Regions from separate parts of the Homo sapiens genome. Here regions 2 and 3 are each linked to region 1. A link is a contact called in ENCODE Hi-C data. All regions are on one chromosome and are shown on one strand. The core of a region is the stretch at or near the end of the contact, and the rest is flanking DNA. Distances in the headings are between cores, read along the strand shown. Region 1 holds the start of TBC1D7 (TBC1 domain family member 7). Region 2 holds the start of FAM8A1 (family with sequence similarity 8 member A1). Region 3 holds the start of NUP153 (nucleoporin 153).

Region 1 (3,843 bases), core at 692-3,191:
GCTATCTTTCAAGGTAATACATAACATTTCTCTAATGAAACCTCCAACCATCTCTTTGTTGTTCTGAAGACCACCCCAGTCTGTGTGTATGCCCTGAACTGCAATTCTGTTTTCCCAAATAAAATGATTTAGAGACTCATCTTTGCATTTTTAATTGATCTTGACACAGCCAATTCACATATATCCCTACTGTGCCACATGCCAGGCACCATGCCAAGCACTTTACATACTTTCTCATTTAACCCTTCCCACCTTCTATATAATCACCATTGGTGATGATTTTATTTTATTATTAATATTTTTTGAAATGGAATTTCTCTCGTTGCCCAGGCTGGAGTGCGGCGGCACCATCTCAGCTCACTGCAACCTCTGCCTTCCGGGTTCAAGCGATTCTCCTGCCTCAGCCTCCAGAGTAGCTGGGATTACAGGTGTGTGCCATCACACCCAGCTAATTTTGTATTTTTACTAGAGACAGGGTTTCACCATGTTGGCCAGGCTGGTCTCGAACTCCTGACCTCAGGTGATCCGCCTGCCTCGGCTTCCCAAAGTGTTGGGATCATAGGCATGAGCCACGGCGCCCAGCCAGCACCGATCACTTTTTAACACACTACATCATTGACTTATTTATTTTAGTTTTTATTGGATCTGTCCTCCCACCAGAATGTCAGTTTCACAAGGTTAGGGATCTTTGCTTCGGTAGCTGATGTATCCTGAGTCCATAGAACAGCGCCTGCACACAGTAAGTGCCCAGCCCTGGTGATGATTTTAAAGACAAGAAAAGGCAATTATAAAAGTTAGTGACCGGCCCAAGGTTTAGATGAAGTAAATGGAACTTGTGTAAGGTAACTTGAAGAACTCTGCTTACTCATGTGAACACTACCCAAGGAAGGTTTAGTACCCCAGTACTGAGGAACTAAAGATGGTGGTGGTAAGGGAGTGGGGAGGGGCATCAGTGTTTGAGTTCAACCACCACACGTTTCTTCATTTTTAAGTTCTGTCTAGCCATTATACACACATTTGTCTGCACTATAACTGGACTTCTGCACTGTTGATAGTCCTAAGTTTCCTTCAAAGCTTGGCATCCGTGTGGCTTATTTGGTAGAGATTTGAACTTTCAAAGGGACGATACCCATCATTGGGGATTTCTCTCAAACCCTGGCGGTTTAAAAACCTACTTGGGCACTGCTGCTCAGCCAGCCCGAGGACCAGGGAGGCAAGCACAGAAATAGAAAGCATTTGTAAGTGTTAGTAGCTACTTTAAAGAGTAACTCTGTTCTGTTAGACCTACTAATAACAAATTAGGAGCTTGCATTTAGCACATCTTTTTTTAAAAAAAAAACACGTTCATTTTTCTCCTATGTTATAGTGTTTTACCTGAGAGGCTGAATATACTAAGACAATGGCCAAATCTAATATAAAAATAGACCTCCAATCCACAACCTGCAGCAACCTGCCCAGAAAACCAGTCAGTTACCTACAATAACCAACCCAGGGAGCCTGCCTGCTCTAAATCAGACTTGCACTCCTCTGCCTGCCTTTTTTCTTCTCATTCGGATGGTCTTCATCTATTCCCACATACCTGGGGTGGGGAGGAAATTAGCAAAAGCAAAACCCGGGTCCTGCACGCAGGCAGCTTAAGTACGGCCCTAGGGCTCGGGTCTTCCCTAGGCAAGAACCTCGAGGGCCGGACACGGGAGTGCAACCCAGGCACGCGCCTTCGGATGGCCAGAGTAAATGGTCGCGAGATTTTGCGGGGTAGCAAGGGGCCGGGTGCCCACGGCGGGAGAAACTACACTACTCTGGAGGCGAGCCTAGCCCTTCATCCCGTCGGGTTTCACAAACGAAGCCAGAGCTTCCTGGAGTGAGGGTGGAGCTTCCTGCCCGCGCCCTCTGCGCATGCGCCCGCCCGGCGCCCGCCCGGCGACCTGGAGTTGATGTCACGTCCGGCGGCGGCGGCAGCGGCAGCGGCAGCGGCGCTGAGTTTTGTCTCCCGGGCCGTCTGGGCGCGCGCGGGTGTCCCAGGTACCCCGCCGCCTCCCTCCTTCCCGCAGGACTCGTCCCTCCTGGCCCTGGGCCCCAACGGTGCCCGCCTGCCCGGCGGTCGGTCAGCGCACAGGGCACGGCTTCCTCTGCTTCTCCCGGACCACTTAGTCTCAACCCGGGTGTGTTTGCACTACTAGAGGTGAAGCATCCATCATAGAGAGAATGGGACCTGGGGTCTTGGACCAGGGTGTTTTTACTTTTCCCATCAGGTGGACGCGCATGGGCAGGAGATATTATTTGCAGCATTTCCTCCTAGAGGACGCCTTTGTCATTGTAGTGCAATCTAAGAATGGGTGTCCTTAGACAACAGGGACCGACCAAATCGTCATGCAGCTGTTTGGATGCTTTAAAAAAATAAATCCCCACACTCATTACGCGTTTTATGCTGCTGACTTTTTTATTTTTAAGACATCTGCTCCCGAAAGCTCAGAGCCCTTTAGCATTTCATTTTCTAAACGAATCCTAATCTTTCCTGTGACTGAATCGGTTCAGAGGATATCTTTTCAATAAGGAAGGAAGCCCTCCCCTGCTCACTGGGGACGTCGCAGGGTTTTTAAACCTAAAGATTTACTCTTTTGTGCACAGACGCTGGAAGCATTTGGGTGAGGCAGTGCAGTGCTTTTTGGGAAATGCATCAGATCTTTTCTGTTCTTGAAACGCCAAATCTAACTTGGTCTTTTTTTGGATGAATTACCGCCAGTATTATGAAGGTTACTGTGAAGGAACTTGAGACCACTGAACTTTTTGAGTTCTTGCGGTAGATTTTAAATCGTTTTTCCGTCTTCAACTCTGACTTTGGGATCACTGTCAATTGGCTACATTCTTTACCCTCTTCTAGTTATAATTTAATGCGATTTATTTGTTGTGGGTTTTGAATTTCGATAGCTACACTTAATAGAATTGTGTTTAAAAGAAAGATAAGTGAGGAACTCGTGGCTTTTTACTTTTATATAACTTAATTTTTCATTTTACAAAATGCCCATTTAAAAAAAAGTAGCTAAGCAAAAGAAAGGAAATTAAAATCATCTAGAATCCTACTATCTAAAGATAACCATTGCTAACATTTTGGAATAGAGTGTTAAGTTTTAAAATACATGAAATTTGTAAAAAACAAAAAATGAAATCATAGTGTATACTGTTTGAGTATAATTTGCTTGACGTATCTTGCCTGGCTTCCATTTCACTTATTTTTTTTCTTTGCGCATTTATAATAGCTACAGAATGTTCTATTGTGCTAGGCACTCATAGGTATAGTGGGAAACCTAGTGCATAAACCTTGTGCCATCTATTTTATCAGCTCAGAGAACTTTTAACTTATATCTTGGTTTTTAGCCAAGATGCATAGGTGAGATAGTTGCAGAACTGAGTTAAAGGAAAAATTTAATATTGGGTCCTATGCAAGGGTACATCATATTGAAAAGGTGGAGAACATCATTGAAAATTATTCTAATTCTTGACTCTTTGTTTCTAGACTCACTTTTCCCCTTCGTCTTTCTCTCCCTTTCTGTCTTTCTGTGTCTCCTCCAAGAATGAAATATGACTGAGGACTCTCAGAGAAACTTTCGTTCAGTATATTATGAGAAAGTGGGGTTTCGTGGAGTTGAAGAAAAGAAATCATTAGAAATTCTCCTAAAAGATGACCGTCTGGGTGAGTACTTTTAAAAATTAATCTCATTGGTTCTCAATCACTCCACATGTTCTGAAGTAAATATTTTCTTAAAAGACATCCAGAAGCATTGGTTACTTGCTGTATTTTTTAGTGATGTGGTGAAGCAGAATGGTGTATTTTGAGAAAAGATT
Region 2 (3,529 bases), core at 744-3,243, 4.3 Mb before region 1:
GAGGCCGAGGCGGGCAGATTGCTTGAGGCCAGGAGTTCGAGACCAGTCTGGCCCTGGCCAACATGGCGAAACCCCGTCTCAACAAAAAATACAAAAATTAGCCGGGCGTGGTGGCGCATGCCTTTAGTCCCAGCTACTAGGGAAGCTGAGGTGGCAGGACGGCTTGAACCTGGGAGGCGGAGGCTGCAGGGAGCCAAGATCGCCACTGCACTATCCAGGCTGGGCGATAGAAGCAGACCTTGTCCCCACCCTCCCCACTTTCCCCCTAGAAAACTGATTTCACAGATAAATTTGATTAGGGTACCCACTACATTTCACTAGGAATTCTAATGAGGAGAATCCAGGTGATCACATCTAAGTCACACAAAATTAAACATTTTTTAGTACAAATCAAGGTTAAATATTGGCAATTAGTATAAAGTAAATCCCTGTAATCCCCCCCCACCCGTTTTTTAGTTTGTTTTGCTTTCTTTAAAATAAACCCAGTGAGTATCAATCTGTCATCCTAAATTCTGACTGGGATCAGAGGCATCAACTAGTTCTTGTCCCATCTATCTGTGGCTAACTAAAATAAACTAAAAGTCTAATAGTTTAAATAGTAAACTAAGAAGTGTAACTAATTCAAAATATTCTAGTTCACACACAGAAGCAAAAACAATTACACAATATACAAGATATTGATCAAATGAAGTGAAGCTTTGACCCAATCAAAACTTCCTAACTCCACTTGTATCCATGTCGATCTCCTTTTATATCCGTTCAGTTCCACTGTCCTAAGTAGCCAATGTCTGAATAATTTTCAGCATTACCAGTCGAGCCCCTCCAAAAGTGGGTTTGCCATTTGCGAATTTAGCTTTGGCCCTCACTGCAGAGCGTGAAAACCAAAGGAAGAGGATGGTTTGAAGAGCAATTTCTTTTCACGAATAAACAACTAGTCCCATGAGTAAGGGAGTCAATTTGGAGTGCCAGGTCTAAAGGAAGAAGAAACTGTATTGCCTCCTTGTACATTTTGGGAATTTAGGGCCTGGACAAACGATAGCTAGTGAACTGAACGGGCAGGATAGTCAATCAGAGTAGAAGCAGCAGTTACAGGTCTAAAAAGCGTGCCAGCTCTACCCCACAGGCCCCCGAAAACCCTTCTACTCCGCCCAGCCTCCACCTCGCGCTTCTCACCTGCCTGTCGCCCGGTCTCGCTCGGGCTTCGCGAAGGGGCTGCGGATCCTACCCTCGTCACTGGAGTGGCCCGGACCGACGCCTGCACGTGAGGAGCCCGGGGTCCCAGGCCCGCGACTGGAGCAGGGGTGCTGATGCCGGCAGCTGTCCGCGGGTCAGGCCCCGCGGCCCCGGGGCTCAGGAAGTAGAAGGGGTTGTAATAGCCCAGCTGCGGGGGCGGCGGCGCCGCGGCCTGGGGGACTGCAGCGCCGCCCGAAGGGAAGCTCTGCGGGGAGGGCTGGGGGCTGCAGTAGGCTGGGAAGGCGGCCAGGCCGCTGTGCCAGGTGAGGTAGCCGCAGTAGGACTGCCACAGCCACTCGTGCACTTGCCGGGAGTACTCGCGGGCGCTCAGCCGAGCTGGTCTCTCTCGTGGCGCCGCGGCTTCGGGCGCCTCGCAGCCCGCCTGCTCCTGCAGCTCTGCACCGGAGCCGGAGGCCGCCTCCCCGCGCTTCCTGAGCTCGCGCGGCGGCTCCAATTTGTCGGCTGCGGCGGCAGCCGCGAGGCCCGGGGCTGTGGGCCGGCCCGGGGCCTGGGGTTCGGCCTGGGGGTCGTCGCGGGGGCATGGGACGGCGGTGGTAGGAGGGCCTCTCAGGGAAGGGACGGGCTCGTGGTCCCCTCCGCCATCGTCCTGCCCGGGAGGGTGGCCTCGGGCTTCCTCGGGCCCCTCGGCCATCGTCGCCTCAGCAGCACCCTCTGGGATACCTGTCACTGCTCCGTTTCCCTCCCCCAATGGCCCCTCCCCAACAGCCCCGTCACCACCGCAGCAACCGCAGGCGTCAACAATCCCCCGCCGGAAGCGGAAGCCCCGCCCCTCAGGAGCAACGCCCGCCGCCAGGCGGAGCTGGGAAGGGAGGGCGGGGAGGTGCGTCTGCAGTCCCGGGTTCGGGCCCTAGTAGTCGGTGGCTGGTCGGTGACTGGGACCAGACCGTCGCCTCCTCCCTTTTACAGCTTTAAGTCTGTGACCCGAGGCCTCTCTGTATATTCCCGTGGGGTTGGGCCTAGTTGTCCTGGGAGAAACTAGATGGATGAGGAGTATTTCCGAGACAGGTCCCAGGGCCAGCGCAGCCTTTTCTGTTGCAGAACCGCGACTGTTGTTTTGGGATCCAGGCCGGAGGGTTTGTTGCTTGTGTTCATTCCAGTTAACCATTAGTACTCGAGAAGGTGGTACAGAACGCATCTATCCCCTTAGAAGAAAAGAAATTAAAAGCCAAACTAAACTGGGATATATATTAATATAGGAAACTACCACTGAGACATAGGAAAGTGTATTAAAATATAACTAGTGAGGTGCTATGTATAATTCAGAGGAAGGGGAAATTATGCATGGGCCAGACTACTAACAAAAGGCTCCAAAGCCTGGGATACGCTGAGGGCCTTTCCATAACAGAAAATGAAAAGGAACCTAAATTTGAGACTAGATTTGAGGAAAGGCACAGTTGCGCTGGAGTAGAAAGCGTCTGTCTACCGCAGTGGAAAGTAAGTTTTCGTAAATGCAGACTAGCTCCAGGGTGAGGACAGAATCTAGCTTTTAAATCAGTATAATCTCTCTTCTTTTACATTTGAAAATCTCTGCAGCGATATGTTATTGTATCCCCAGCACCATACAAAGGACATACAAGGGCCAAATACTGTGGGAATATTTATTAATGATATTAATGATGATGCTGTCCGGGCCAAAGGAAAACTTCCGCTTCACCTTCTGAAGTTTCGCTGAAAGTCACTGACAGGAGGCAGTTAATAGGAGAAAAGACATAGACATTGATTTGACCATCGTTTTATGTGACACGGGAGCCTTCAGAATGAAGACCCAAAGATAACAAGGGAAATCGTGTATTTGTATGCTTAGGTTCAACAAAGCATGGACAGCCGTATAAAAAAATGACTGGACAAGGCCGGGCGCGGTGGCTCACGCCTGTAATCTCAGCACTTTGGGAGGCTGAGGCGGGCGGATCACAAGGTCAGGAGATCGAGACCATCCTGGCTAACACAGTGAAACCCCGTCTCTACTAAAAATACTAAAAATTAGCCAGGCGTGGTGGCGGGCGCCTGTAGTCCCAGCTACTCAGGAGGCTGAGGCAGGAGAATGGCGTGAACCCGGGAGGCGGAGCTTGCAGTGAGCCGAGATTGCGTCACCGCACTCCAGCCTGGGCGACAGAGCGAGACTCCGTCTCAAAAAAAATGACTGGACAAAAAACACTCTGATGCAAACAGGCAAGAAACCCAGCAAGGCCTATCTGGATTCTCCTTGGCCTGTCTGCAGCATTCATTCCTTCTGGGTATGGAACAGGACCCTCTGGAATGGGGGCTGTGGCCTACA
Region 3 (3,988 bases), core at 1,075-3,574, 4.4 Mb before region 1:
TGAATTACTTTACTTGGCTGTCAAATATCTAGCTATGGATTTGTGGAAGAATAGGATTTCTGCATAGGAGGAAGATAGCACCTGAGGGAAACAACTGTCTTTAAGAAAGATGAAGTGCTTCAGGAGGAAGAGGGGGCATACCTGGAGAATTTAGTGGGAAGTTAGTGGTGGGAGGAGGCATGAAGCTAGGATGAGACAGCGGAAAATAGATTAATTTTGTTTATCATATTTGGCAACTTGTCTTGATCTTGATGGTTATGGTCAGAGGTGCCACTGAAAGCCATTGATGTGTACACCTATGCTTGGTATAGCATAGTTTCTTTAGGCGCTGAAAGGTACAAGTTCAAAGGTACTAGAAGACTGGCTTTACAATTTCACTTGTATGATTTAAACAATGAACCTGAATTGTGCAGTTTGATTGTGGAGATAGTATAAATGTCTTGGAACTAATTATTTATATCTGATTGATGGTTGATATTGGATGCTTTCTATCTAAGCAGTTACTATGAACTAGATATACATTAATCCTTTCACCAGACCACTACCCTGTGAGGTCAATATTCGCTCTATTTGCTGATGAAAAAAACGAAGCTTAGAAACAGGATCAGTGGGCTGGGCGCGGTGGCTCACGCCTGTAATCCCAGCACTTTGGGAGGCCGTGGGCAGATCACCTGAGATTGAGAGTTCGAGACCAGCCTGACCAACATGGAGAAACCCCATCTCTAGTAAAAATACAAAATTAGCCGGCCGTCGTGGCACATGCCTGTAATCCCAGCTACTCGGGAGGCTGAGGCAGGAGAATCGCTTGAACCCAGGAGGTGGAGGTTGCTGAGATTGCGCCATTGCACTCCAGCCTGGGCAAAACAAGAGGAAAAAACTTCGTCTCAAAAAAAAAAAAAAAAGAAAGAAACAGGATCAGTAACTTCCCCAAGGCTACACAGCTAGTAAGTGGGAGATTTATAGTAAATAGGCTGGGCGTGGCGGCTCACACGGGTAATCCCAGCACTTTGGGAGGCCAAGGCGGGTGGATCACTTGAGGTCAGGAGTTCAAGGCCAGCCTGGCCAACATGGCGAAACCCCATCTCTACTAAAAATACACAAATCAGCTGGGCGTGGTGGTGCACGCCTGTAGTCCCAGCTACTTAGGAAGCCGAGGCAGGAGAATAGCTTGAACCTGGGAGGCAAAGGGTGCAGTGAGCCAAGATCGCGCCACTGCACTCCAGCCTGGGCGACAGGGCAAGACTCTGTCTCTCAGAAAAAAAGAAAGAAAGAAAGAAAGAAAAAAAAAGATTTATAGTAAGTCTAAGATTTTTCACAACATATTTTTCCTCCCTAATCATTTGGCTATTTGTCTTTAGCTCTTACAGAAAAGTTGGGTTATAGTCCTGGCTTTGATTACCCATCTCAGTGTCATTGATTGTGCCACCTAAATTTCTCTGGACATCTTGTCTGGTTGGTTGAATGAGAGGGTTGGACTATGTGATCACCAGGACCTTTCTAATCGTCAACTCCTAGAATATACATTTTGTGGATTCAGTCTTTGAGTCTAGCTCACTTACTCAGTTTCCTAAATATTTGGAGCAAATATAGTATACTTTTATTGTTAAGGATATATCACTTACCCCTAATGTTAGCTGACTGCATGGGTTATAATTGTAATCATTCATCGCATTTTTCGTCTATTAGCAAATATACATGCTCTCCATAGATGATCACGTCTGCTCCTCACAACAGCTTTATAAGGTGGATTTTAAAGCTCCCATTTTATGGAGGAGGAAGCTAAGGCTCAGACGGTTTTGATTCATCCAAGGTCAAATAGGTTGGGTGGCAGAACCAGAATTCCAGCCCCGTGTGTCTGCAACAAAACCTTTATATGTTTAAAGAAACATTAATGAAGCCGTATATATTTTCTAATTCTAAGGATCATGGACTTTATTTTTCAACCACAGATTTTTTTTTCCTCCTTCTTAAATCATTAGCTCTTGTCTTTGATTTTACTGTCTGCTTACTTCCTGCCTACTTAACCAACCGACAGGGAGAAGGAGAATGGGAAGAGGTTACTGTTTTTATGTTAAGTGTCTTTTCAAAGTCTAATTTACAGCCAAGAACAGCAAAAGTACCCCTTGGCTTTGTGCCTCTGCGGCGCCCCGGAGATCTCCTTCCCCGTCCCTCTTCCTTTCCGAGAAGCCGCGTTCCGTTGTTGAACTACGTTTCCCAGCGTGCCGCGCGGCCGAGAGCGTGGACTCGACCAGCCCTTCCTCTTTGCCTATCAGCTCGTCGCAGCATGATGATGCAAATGCGTCGGGCGCCGATGAGTGACGACATTCTGGCTCGCGACCGCGGCAGCCGCCTTAGCAGGGGTAATAGGCGCAACGGCGGCGGAGGCTGCAGGGACGACGACGACGACGGCGGCGGGGCGGGCGCTGTGCGCACAGGGGAGGGGTAGGCGGGCGTCGCCAGCGGCTTCAACTGCGGCAGCTACGGCTAGGGCGACGGAAGAACTCCCACCAGTCGGCGGTCGAGTTAGGCCTCAGCACCGCGGGGAACTGTTCGTGCTGTCCTCTGCGGGAGATCTCCATAGAGACCGTGACACACACAGAGGCGGGGGTCCGCAGAGGCGGCCGGACCGGAGCCTCCTCGGCCTCTGCGGCCGCCACCCCCTTCCCCGCTGCCAGCACTCACCCTCTCTCCGCTCCTGCTCGCAACCTCGCGGTTCCTGGGGTGCTTGTGCCCACTGTGTGGACAGCGCGGGCGGACTTTTGGGCCGGGGCCGGGCGGCGGGGGAGGCTCTCTAAGGCCTCCGCCTCTGCCTCTCCCGCCCCCTTACCCGCCCCGGAGCGGGAAGCGGCGGAGGCTCCGCCATGGCCTCGGGAGCCGGAGGAGTCGGAGGGGGCGGTGGCGGCAAGATCCGGACGCGGCGTTGCCACCAGGGGCCAATTAAGCCTTACCAGCAGGGGCGACAACAGCATCAGGTATGGGACCCCGACGCCGCGGTGGCCTGGCGGGTGGGGAAACTCGGCTGGAGGGGACGGGCGGTTCGAGGCCCCGGCGCCCCACGTGGAGCAGACAGGAGGGCCTGAGGAAAGGCCCGAGTGAGGCTCCGGGGGAGCTCAGGCCGTTGGGGGTGGCGACGGGAAGTGGGCTGAGACAGGCCCAGCCTTGCGGCGCACACGTGTGGTTTGGGCCGCCTTTCCCCCAACTCTCTGGGTCAGGGGCTTTCCCAGGCAGGCTCTGGGCGGGAAAAGAAATTGTAGGCCCATGATGCGCGCGTTTCTTTATTTTTTGGCGGGGATTTGGAATTTGAGGGTATTACTCATGTTCTCTCGAGGGAGAAAGGAAAAGATGTGGTTGATGGCCCTTATACTTGCTGTTTTCTGGTGTCCCTTCTTTAGTGTGTTTGAGGAGGGGGGGCTGCCCCTTGGAATCTTAACTCTGGGGCAGACGGGGAGTTGTGGGGGGCGCTGTTACATGGAAAGTGGAATAACTTAGTCTCAGCCTATGAGTTAATTCTCGGTTTCCCCTGCCTGTGGCCCTCCTCGTCTTGAGAGCATTGGCTTAGATTTTATTAACCAGGTTATAGTTAACCGTGGCACTGGGGCATTTTGAAAGTCCCTCTCCACCCTTACGTCTTTTCTCTGCTGCGCGACTCCCCTCCCCCCCCCCAACACCGCCACCCCCGCCTTTATTTTGGAGGCTGGAATTGGCCATTCTCCACAGTTGACCGGGACTCCAGCTCTGATCTCATACACAAAATATTTTAATATTATGAGGCGTATTCTAGAAGTATAGTTACTTTTGACACTCCAGGAATGTTGGTGGTCTTATAGTTTAGCCACTGTATGAACTCCTGGATGTTTAAAATTATAAAAAAGGATTATCCTAATTGTAAATGAGATAGTTGATTCTGAGAAAATTCCATTTTTAAAATATTGATTGTTAGAAGTATTGAATAGGAAAATGTTAACTTATTTTAATAAAGCCACTTATC

What was found. A loop is a pair of places that touch in the nucleus more often than their neighbours do. Pooled maps may share reads with other maps.
Region 2: a loop to region 1 is called in a map of naive thymus-derived CD4-positive, alpha-beta T cell, with 11 times the contacts of the local background. The contact joins the promoter of FAM8A1 here to the promoter of TBC1D7 in region 1. A Hi-C loop is called at or near these places in 2 of 168 maps with a recorded cell type or tissue (CD4-positive, alpha-beta T cell and naive thymus-derived CD4-positive, alpha-beta T cell) and 5 of 50 pooled maps.
Region 3: a loop to region 1 is called in a map of CD8-positive, alpha-beta T cell, with 20 times the contacts of the local background. The contact joins the promoter of NUP153 here to the promoter of TBC1D7 in region 1. A Hi-C loop is called at or near these places in 3 of 168 maps with a recorded cell type or tissue (CD4-positive, alpha-beta T cell, CD8-positive, alpha-beta T cell and naive thymus-derived CD4-positive, alpha-beta T cell) and 7 of 50 pooled maps.

The regions. Positions count from the first base shown.
Region 1 is chr6:13,326,635-13,330,477 of GRCh38, reverse strand. It overlaps TBC1D7 (TBC1 domain family member 7), which reads left to right and starts at 1,941. Exons shown (of 8, transcript NM_016495.6): 1 at 1,941-2,182; 2 at 3,572-3,691. The coding sequence starts at 3,580. It overlaps TBC1D7-LOC100130357 (TBC1D7-LOC100130357 readthrough), which reads left to right and starts at 1,941. Exons shown (of 9, transcript NM_001318809.2): 1 at 1,941-2,022; 2 at 3,572-3,691. The coding sequence starts at 3,580. It overlaps LOC124901261 (a long non-coding RNA gene), which reads right to left and starts at 1,863. Exons shown (of 2, transcript XR_007059457.1): 1 at 1,580-1,863; 2 at 621-753. RefSeq lists an enhancer at 1,596-2,102 and a silencer at 1,736-2,125.
Region 2 is chr6:17,598,766-17,602,294 of GRCh38, reverse strand. It overlaps FAM8A1 (family with sequence similarity 8 member A1), which reads right to left and starts at 1,993. Exons shown (of 5, transcript NM_016255.3): 1 at 1,174-1,993. The coding sequence starts at 1,885. It overlaps LOC102724591 (a long non-coding RNA gene), which reads left to right and starts at 3,319. Exons shown (of 5, transcript XR_007059485.1): 1 at 3,319-3,529. RefSeq lists enhancers at 1-87, 88-588 and a silencer at 1,655-2,134.
Region 3 is chr6:17,705,261-17,709,248 of GRCh38, reverse strand. NUP153 (nucleoporin 153) reads left to right here and starts at 2,324. Exons shown (of 22, transcript NM_005124.4): 1 at 2,324-2,972. The coding sequence starts at 2,862. NUP153-AS1 (NUP153 antisense RNA 1) reads right to left here and starts at 2,206. Exons shown (of 3, transcript NR_134618.1): 1 at 2,121-2,206; 2 at 1,623-1,855. RefSeq lists enhancers at 2,133-2,402, 2,212-2,906 and a silencer at 2,493-3,002.